Linked DNA regions of Homo sapiens: regions 1 and 2 are each linked to region 3. Evidence: chromatin loops called from intact Hi-C (ENCODE). Cell type or tissue: heart right ventricle. All regions are shown on one strand.

The links. Peaks named below come from ENCODE experiments on the same cell type or tissue, not always from the same donor. Only the 100,000 strongest peaks of a DNase experiment are listed, where the experiment ranks them.
Region 1: a loop joins it to region 3, with 2.0 times the contacts of the local background. A loop is called at or near these places in 11 of 110 quality-filtered maps.
Region 2: a loop joins it to region 3, with 6 times the contacts of the local background. A loop is called at or near these places in 48 of 110 quality-filtered maps.

Annotation. Positions count from the first base shown.
Region 1 is chr5:41,337,037-41,339,536 of GRCh38, forward strand. The region is part of intron 2 of PLCXD3 (phosphatidylinositol specific phospholipase C X domain containing 3); the gene reads right to left. Among named protein-coding and RNA genes, the nearest start is that of C6, 120 kb to the left of the region's middle. In heart right ventricle, a CTCF peak has its summit at 1,456 (motif pointing left); no DNase peak of the experiment used is centred here.
Region 2 is chr5:41,509,708-41,512,207 of GRCh38, forward strand. PLCXD3 (phosphatidylinositol specific phospholipase C X domain containing 3) reads right to left here and starts at 894. Exons shown (of 3, transcript NM_001005473.3): 1 at 717-894. The coding sequence starts at 819. RefSeq lists an enhancer at 420-1,248. In heart right ventricle, no CTCF peak of the experiment used is centred here; DNase peaks (open chromatin) are centred at 614 and 954; H3K4me3 peaks cover 1,777 bases; H3K27ac peaks cover 1,689 bases.
Region 3 is chr5:41,269,452-41,271,951 of GRCh38, forward strand. No RefSeq gene overlaps it. Among named protein-coding and RNA genes, the nearest start is that of C6, 57 kb to the left of the region's middle. In heart right ventricle, a CTCF peak has its summit at 1,158 (motif pointing right); a DNase peak (open chromatin) is centred at 1,150; H3K27ac peaks cover 724 bases.

The DNA.
Region 1 (2,500 bases), 68 kb after region 3:
CTTAATAAGGGAGAAAAATTACAACTACATTTTCATTTCCAAAATGCCACCAGGGTAGGTTTTCAGCTGCTTTAAGTGTGTTTTGTGGTGGTCAACCAAAAGAAATTGCATTTATGCTTAGGCAGTGTACCGTACATACCCACGTGGGTACCTCTACTTCCTCTGGCAAAGGTGAAAGGCCACCAGAACTAAATGACTTATTGTCAGTGACCACAGAGTCTTAACCTCAGCCAGGATTTCTCTCTGGATACCATGAAGCTATGAATAATATATAAAAGGCTCAGAAAATCTAAAGCTACCTCTCAGAAAACATTTGTCATGGGCACTTAATGGGAGACTTTTCCAGTCCAAACTGCCCAGCAGAAGCTGGAGGATATTGATTACATCATCAGGACTTTTTGTGTACAGTACTCTGTTCAGCTTCATGTCCCCAGTGCATCCTTTCCAAGATAAGAGTGATTATAGCATCCAAATTTGAGTTTGATTTTGTTTTTTAAAAGCCAAATTCAGAAATTTCACTTTCTTTAGAGAAAATGCTAACAGGCAGAAGGAATGAATATAAGTGGAATTTAATTTGACCATAACATCCCAGGTGCTAATATGTCAATGTGTCTTTGGACACTTGCAATCATGCATAATTATCAGAGGTGATTTCTTTGTTTTTTTCCCCTTTAATCAGTGACAACTGCAGGTGCAAAGGATAGAGAAATATGTCATCTGTTCTGTAAGAAAATAATATTCATTAAGTTGTTAATTCTATAATTTCCTCCTGACAGTGACCTTATGAAGTCAGAATCTTTTAACAGTACCATCAGGGAGAGAAATTTTAAGTCAATTAGTCTGAGTTAGAAGAGTATTTCCCATGATGTCATCTCTTCATTATATCTTTGGGAAATCATATTACCTGACACTTTTCTAAATTGTTTGACCATGTTAACATTTTTAAGCAAATTCCTAGGAACTTAATAATGTACAATAAATATTGTCAAGCCATAGAGGTGCCACATATGTGTCTTAATTTGTAATACATTCTCCCTCTTCCTTGTATATTTCCTCCTTGCCATGTTTAGAAAAGTCTCAGAGAATATCGGGTCTGAAAATGTCTTTAAGACATTATAAAGTAGTCATATTCTCTACAAAAAATGTTTCCTGAATTAAATTCCATGGAACAATGCTTCATGAGAGATTAAAGATGTGCCTAAAACAAAAGGTTTTCTTGGCCACATAAGTGTAGGGAATGTTGAAGCCTCTTTGATGTTCACAATACACATAATAGCATATGGAGACCATTATCATATTAAGAACATTGAAATGTCCTGAAGTTAAGGATTTATTTCCCTTTTTTTAAGTTGGGAAACAAATTTATTTGACCTGAGAATAGCCCTGCTACTACCGCCCCTACTAACATGCGTGCATGCATGTGCACACACACACAAATCACCAATGACATCTAGTGGACTTGGTGTTCTACAGAACACTGTTGAAAATATTGCAGTTTCTTTTCAAGGGGCTCAACTTGAGCATCCTTTTCCAGGGGCTCAACTCTAACATATGTTTTAGGGGCTTGGAATTCTCATAGCCTCCCTCCTACTATTACAAGTTTCTTTCTGACCACCCACTAGATCTACTTAGGTTAATGTAAAACAAGTCTATTCCTCTTCAACGTGATATTCCTTTAAATATTTGAAAATAATTGATATTCACATAACCACACCATCTGTATCTTCCCTTATTCTTCTTAAATACCCCCATTTACTTTCCTTAGATTTTTCAGCTTGGAGCCCTCTTATTGTCTTTGTCACTCTTTTCTGTGTGCTCCACTTTGTCTATACTTCCTCTAAAAGGGGTAACCGGAAAATAATGCAATGTTCTCACTTGGGTGTGAAGTGTAACAGAGTATTTCCGCCCTCATTCTGGTTCTTTTATTATGGCCAAAGATTATTTTGGCTATTTTTTCGTTAATGTTTCCCAGTAATTTCATGATCATCTTTTTCCTGGAATTCCTTCATGGCTTCTTCTGCAGTGAGTGGCAGGTATTAGGCAGTATTAGAGGAAGGGGTAGGGAGGAAGCTGCTCTATCTCTGGAAGAGTCAACAGTAGTTTGCTAGCATATATATTCTTCTCCCTCTTTAGCTCAGAGAATCTCCTCTCTGCTTCCAAAGAAGATATAAAGCATGCAGGAGCTGAGATCCCACCAGAACTGCAAGAAAAGTCCTCAAGAGTGATCCAAGGGTAGATAGTGGTCAGAAACTAAGGAATGGGAGCAGAGGAGAAACACGAAAATTTGGATATTCTAGGAGGTAGCTCCAGCTGGTAGTATCAATGGTGCTGCCAGGGGATAATAGCCATCTGAGTAAGTCTCTTCTGGCTGGCTTTAGAGTGAATATGTCAATGGATACAGAGAAATCATACTATTTTTTTTTTTCAAAAATTGGAATCACTGACGTATGTGAATAGTTGGTCATGTAAATTATCTGCCTGACTGACTGAGTCTGTACTT
Region 2 (2,500 bases), 240 kb after region 3:
GGTTTGCTTTTTTGACCTGGGCGAAGTGTGTTGCCAACACGCACTTGGACCAGACTCGAGACAGCGGCCACTCGGCCAGGTCCCCCGGGGTCCAAACCGATACGAAATGGTGCCCTCTGCCCGTCGCCCCCTTGGGCTCCTTTTCAAGGGCAGCTATCACGCCGCCTCTGGTCCCTGAACTTTCATCACTCTTCGGGAAGCGCTTTGTCTTTTTAAAGGAGATTGGGGACGAATATTAATGACTGTAGCCGAGAATCTATCAAATCCGCCCAATTCCATGCCAGGGATAGACTCAGGTCCTTGCACCGAAGGCGAGCCCCTGACACTAGCTCGCGTTCTTCACACACGGTCACCCCGCAGACCCAGAGATTTCTCCCACTTCCCCAAATCTGCAGGAGAAACCATAGGAGGGGGTCACGAGGCACCATCCTGGAGCCCAGCTTCTCCTCTGCCCCAGTCCTCCGCATACAACCTGCTTCAAAAGCCCAGGAGAAAAGCAGTCACCTTGACTCTAGCGCCTCGGTCCTTAGGGGTTTGGAAAACGCCAGGAAGCCCAAGGCTACCCGGCACGCGCTCGCCTGGCCTGAGACCCACCCTGGAAGACGAGTTTCCCTCCCGCGGGCATCGTGGCAAGTTACCACTTAGTGGCAGATAAAGCAGGGCGGGGCAGGTGGAGCGGGCGCCGAGCGCCTAGCCCGCAGCCCCTGCGCGCCTACCTGGAATGGCTAAATTGGTGAGGGGGATGCTGTGCATGCTCTCCGGCAGAGTTGCCATCCAGTCGGCTAATTTCAGCTCGTTTTTCCCCTGAGACGAGGCCATCGTGCCAGTCGGCGTGCAGCGCGCTGGTCCCAGCACTCCTCGGGCAGGCTGGCAGGCTGCTGCCGCTAATCCAATGTTTGCTCTAGCCCCGCTAGAGTTTACACTCCTCTCTGCGCCACACCCACAGGATGGCGCAGACACATGCTAATTTTAATAATTATTCAAAACACCCCGTGCTCCCTTAGTGCCTCCGCCAGACTCCGCTGGAGCTTTTGTTCCTGACGTCCGTGCTCAGCTCTCTCCGCTCTCCCCTCCCTCCCCAACCCCCTCCTCCCGTCTTATCCTTCCTAGGCGTCTCTGCCTTTCCTCGCCATTCTGCAGCTTTCCCTGGTTTCTTATTTTTCTTTTCTATTCATTTTTTTCCAACTGCTTTGCCCATGGCTTGCTCGATCCTTTGCTGTGACTTTCTCGTCCTGTTTGTATGAAAGACAGTCTTGCACTTGAACCTAAAATCCTAGCAGACTTTGGGATGTTATTGCCTCCTGAGGAACAGACTTCTCATGCTGGGTTTCAGGGCTTTCCGTCCTTATCAAAGAGCTTTCCTTTTTGTAATCTACAACAGGTTATACCTTTCCTCAGCCAGAGACCACAACCCTGTTTATTAAAAAATGATTATCTTTATTCACTCTTTTGCCTACTTTGTGAAATAGCTGGTAAGTATGAGTCAGTGAAGGGCATGGTAAATTCTAGGTGGTTCCTACTTAATCCTGGGTACCTTGCTCCAGACATTTCAAAGTCAAGAAATGCTACTCCCCCTTCTTTTCTCAGATCATGAGAAGTCTACATTATTTCCATGGAGAACACTGCCTCTGTCCTGTCAGTTTCATGGCACTCAGGGTAAGACTGGAGCCTTATGCTGGAAGAAAATCGCCACATCTCCCAGTGACATGCTCTAATTATTGCCAGTAGCATTTGGTGGAATGTATTTGGCACCATTCAAAGTGATCTATGTGACTGTCTGCATTTTCATTCCTTTGCAGACTGGAAAGATGTGCCTCTCTCAAGAGAAATCACTCACTGGGCCTCCAAAGAACTGTCTGGGTCCACCTGCTCTCAGATGAGTAAAAGGAGAGAGATGAAGTTTTACAAATGTAATGAGAGCAGCAGTGGCCTGAATAGGAATTATAAGAGATGAACTGAAAGTGTGCTGGGCTTTTGCAACCCAGGAAATGGAAATGCAATAAACAGACCTCTGTTCTTTCATGCCAGGGTTGTGTAAATTTTTATTTTTCTATGGGAAATGCTATTAGATTGCGGAAATGACAATCAACATAGGAGACAAAGAGAGCCATGAAACATGAGAATAATTATTCAAGGTTAGTAAATCCATTTAATCCCAAATAGCATTAAAAAATAAGAAAAAACCTAGAGCCTACCTTATTTTCTACAATGATGCTAAGTCCTAAGAATATTCACCCCCAAATGGGGAGCACTATGGGAAAGATAGAGGAGAGGCAACGCCTTATTTTGGTTATCAAATTTTCCATGCCCCTTGTAAAATAAATTCATACCTTCAAGAGGACATGGTACAGTTATCTTTAGTGATGAGGAAGAGATATACTGAAAATTTTCCCCAAATAAATCTTAATATACATGCTAGTACAATAGAACCCACATATCCTTTTAATTAGGATGATAGTTTAGCTTACTATAGGACTCTTGGTCAAGAGATCTACAAACA
Region 3 (2,500 bases):
GTGTCTATGAAATAAGGCAAATAAAGTATAATGTATACTGATGATTTCCTATTGACTAAGGTGATGGGGAATGGCTGCAAGGATGAAGAAATTCAAAGCACATTCAAATGGGACACCTCTCTCTAATTATGTTATGATGGGCTGGCTTTCCCTTTCTTCCACTCAAGTCCTCGTATTTTGAGGAATGATTTGAGCTCTCCATTCTTCTGAGATGTGTTGCTTTCTCTTTTATCAATGATCACAGCTAACGCTGGTAATGTTCCATTGACTTAATCTACTTAAAACTCAGCAAGGGCTGGGTGTAATGGCTTACTTGAGGCCAGGAGTTCAAGACCAGCCTGGGCAACATAGTGAGATTTCATCTCTAATTTAAAAACAAAAAACAAAAACAATCCAATAAAACTCAGCAAGTCCTCACTTTAGTCTAAGTAGTGTTCATACATTGAAATACTGGACACAGGACCTCAGAAAACTTCACTTTTTTAAAGAAAATAGTGTAGCATGAGGCTGTGAAAAGCTGGAGTGAAGTAAGCTAGGTTTTGCATTGTGATTTTCTTACCCTTGGGATCTTCAGACTATGGTTCTGGAGGGTGCTTAATGTAGGCTATGGTGGTGTATCTAGTAGAACAAATGCCTAAAATATAACAAGAATTTCCTTGTTGATGGGATAGCTGTTGATGCCTTATCCACAGCTGTCCTTGGATTCTCTTTTTTTCTGGTGATACAGAAGAGCAGGAAGAAAGGGTGTAACAAGTAATCCATGGGAGCAGCAGGTATCTTTAAGGGGGTCCAAAAGCTGCTTGAGATCCACTGCCTGTTGTCATATCACGTCCACCCTTCAAAGGATCCAAGGCCTAAAATCTTTGAGAAAAACAGTTCTTGACTTTAGAGCAACAGTAGAAATCTTTACTTCTTTTCCAATACCGTTTAGAAGAAGAAATTAGAAAAGGGGGAAAAAAATCAAGCAATGAGCAATGACCAAAGGAAGGAAAACAACAACAACAAAAGAAAGTCCTCTGAGGAAGATCAGAGTTGAGTTTTATATGTTTATTACTGGCTGAGATATAATGGCACTTGAAACCACAGAGCTGCTTTCCCTAGTTGATATATTAGCCGAGTACCTGAAGTCTGACTGCCCTTTGCTTACCACCAGGGTGCACCAGTGTACACAGTATTCCAAACTTCTAACTCATCAGGGTTTGTTAGCCTTTAATAACTGGGCTAGTCAAAAGTTACTCACTTTTGAAAAAGACCATTTGGAGGGAATTGAACCTGTAAGATACTGTTTATCAAGCCACAATTCTGAAATCCTCTGGATTTTAAAAATTACATCTACAGTCTGCTTTGCTACAACAAGTATTTTAAAATGAAAGTTAACTCACATGCATTGGTAATCAGGGGAATTATGTAGCACAACAGGGCAGACAAATTGAACCAAACATGATTTTTCCCAGTATGTCCATCATTTGACATGATCAAGGGTAAGTTTCCTCACAGTTAAATAAAATAAAACTGTAATGACATTTGCAGATCTTAAAAAAAAAAAAGTTGAAAAATCTCAAAATGTCTTCTGTTTAGTCCAAGATAGCAGCTGGTTAATGGCCTTAAGAACTGCTATGCTGTCCACTGTGCTAAACTATCTGAGGGTAGCGTAAGTGAAGATTAGAACCTGGAAAGACATTTCCCTGTGTTAAAACAAAATGACAACAACAACAAAATACATTCCTGAATCATATTTTTATTTTGGATGTAACTGGCTTGTATTAAAGCAACTGTTTTTAAAGCCCTCCATTTCCAAGAAGAGAGCTTTAGACACCGGAGGGTAAACTGATTCAGGTTCTAGGGCGAAGGCAAGTGGAGATTTAACTCTGCTAGTGTTCGCTTTAGGATTGTTACTGCTTTTGTTAGTGCCCTGGCCAAAAAGTGCTGTAGGTTTTGAGGGATCTGTTTCTCACACTGTTTTTCTCCATGAACCCTATTATGTTTAATGCATGATTTTGAAAAATGTGAGAATGCACGTATATATAGTGATATGGCAGAAACACCTGTGCCGAGAATTTTTCTTAAACATTTGCTTAACCCTTACTAAATGCCAGATGTTTTTCAAAATATTTTATATACATTAACCTATTTAATCCTCAGAACAATTTAATGAGGTTGGTTCATTACTGTCTTCTTTTTTACAAATGGACAAAATAAGGCAAGGGAGAATAAATGAACAGCAAAAGGATGAATGTTTTAAAAGAATGTGAATCTGGATGGGTAGGAGGAGGAGGTCCTATTCTTTAAGTTATGCCCATGGGAGGGCTCTCTTAAATGGTGAGTTTGCTGGGAAATAAGGTTTCATTAGAATGAGGCTATGTAGAAGGTAGCATACAACCTCATTTGATGAAAACTGGTTTTTAAGCTTTGCCACATGTGTTTAAATGCACAAGCCATTTCGTTTTTAACTCAGTGAGGCACATATTCCTCTTTCCAAACTTTTCATCAAGTTGTCAGT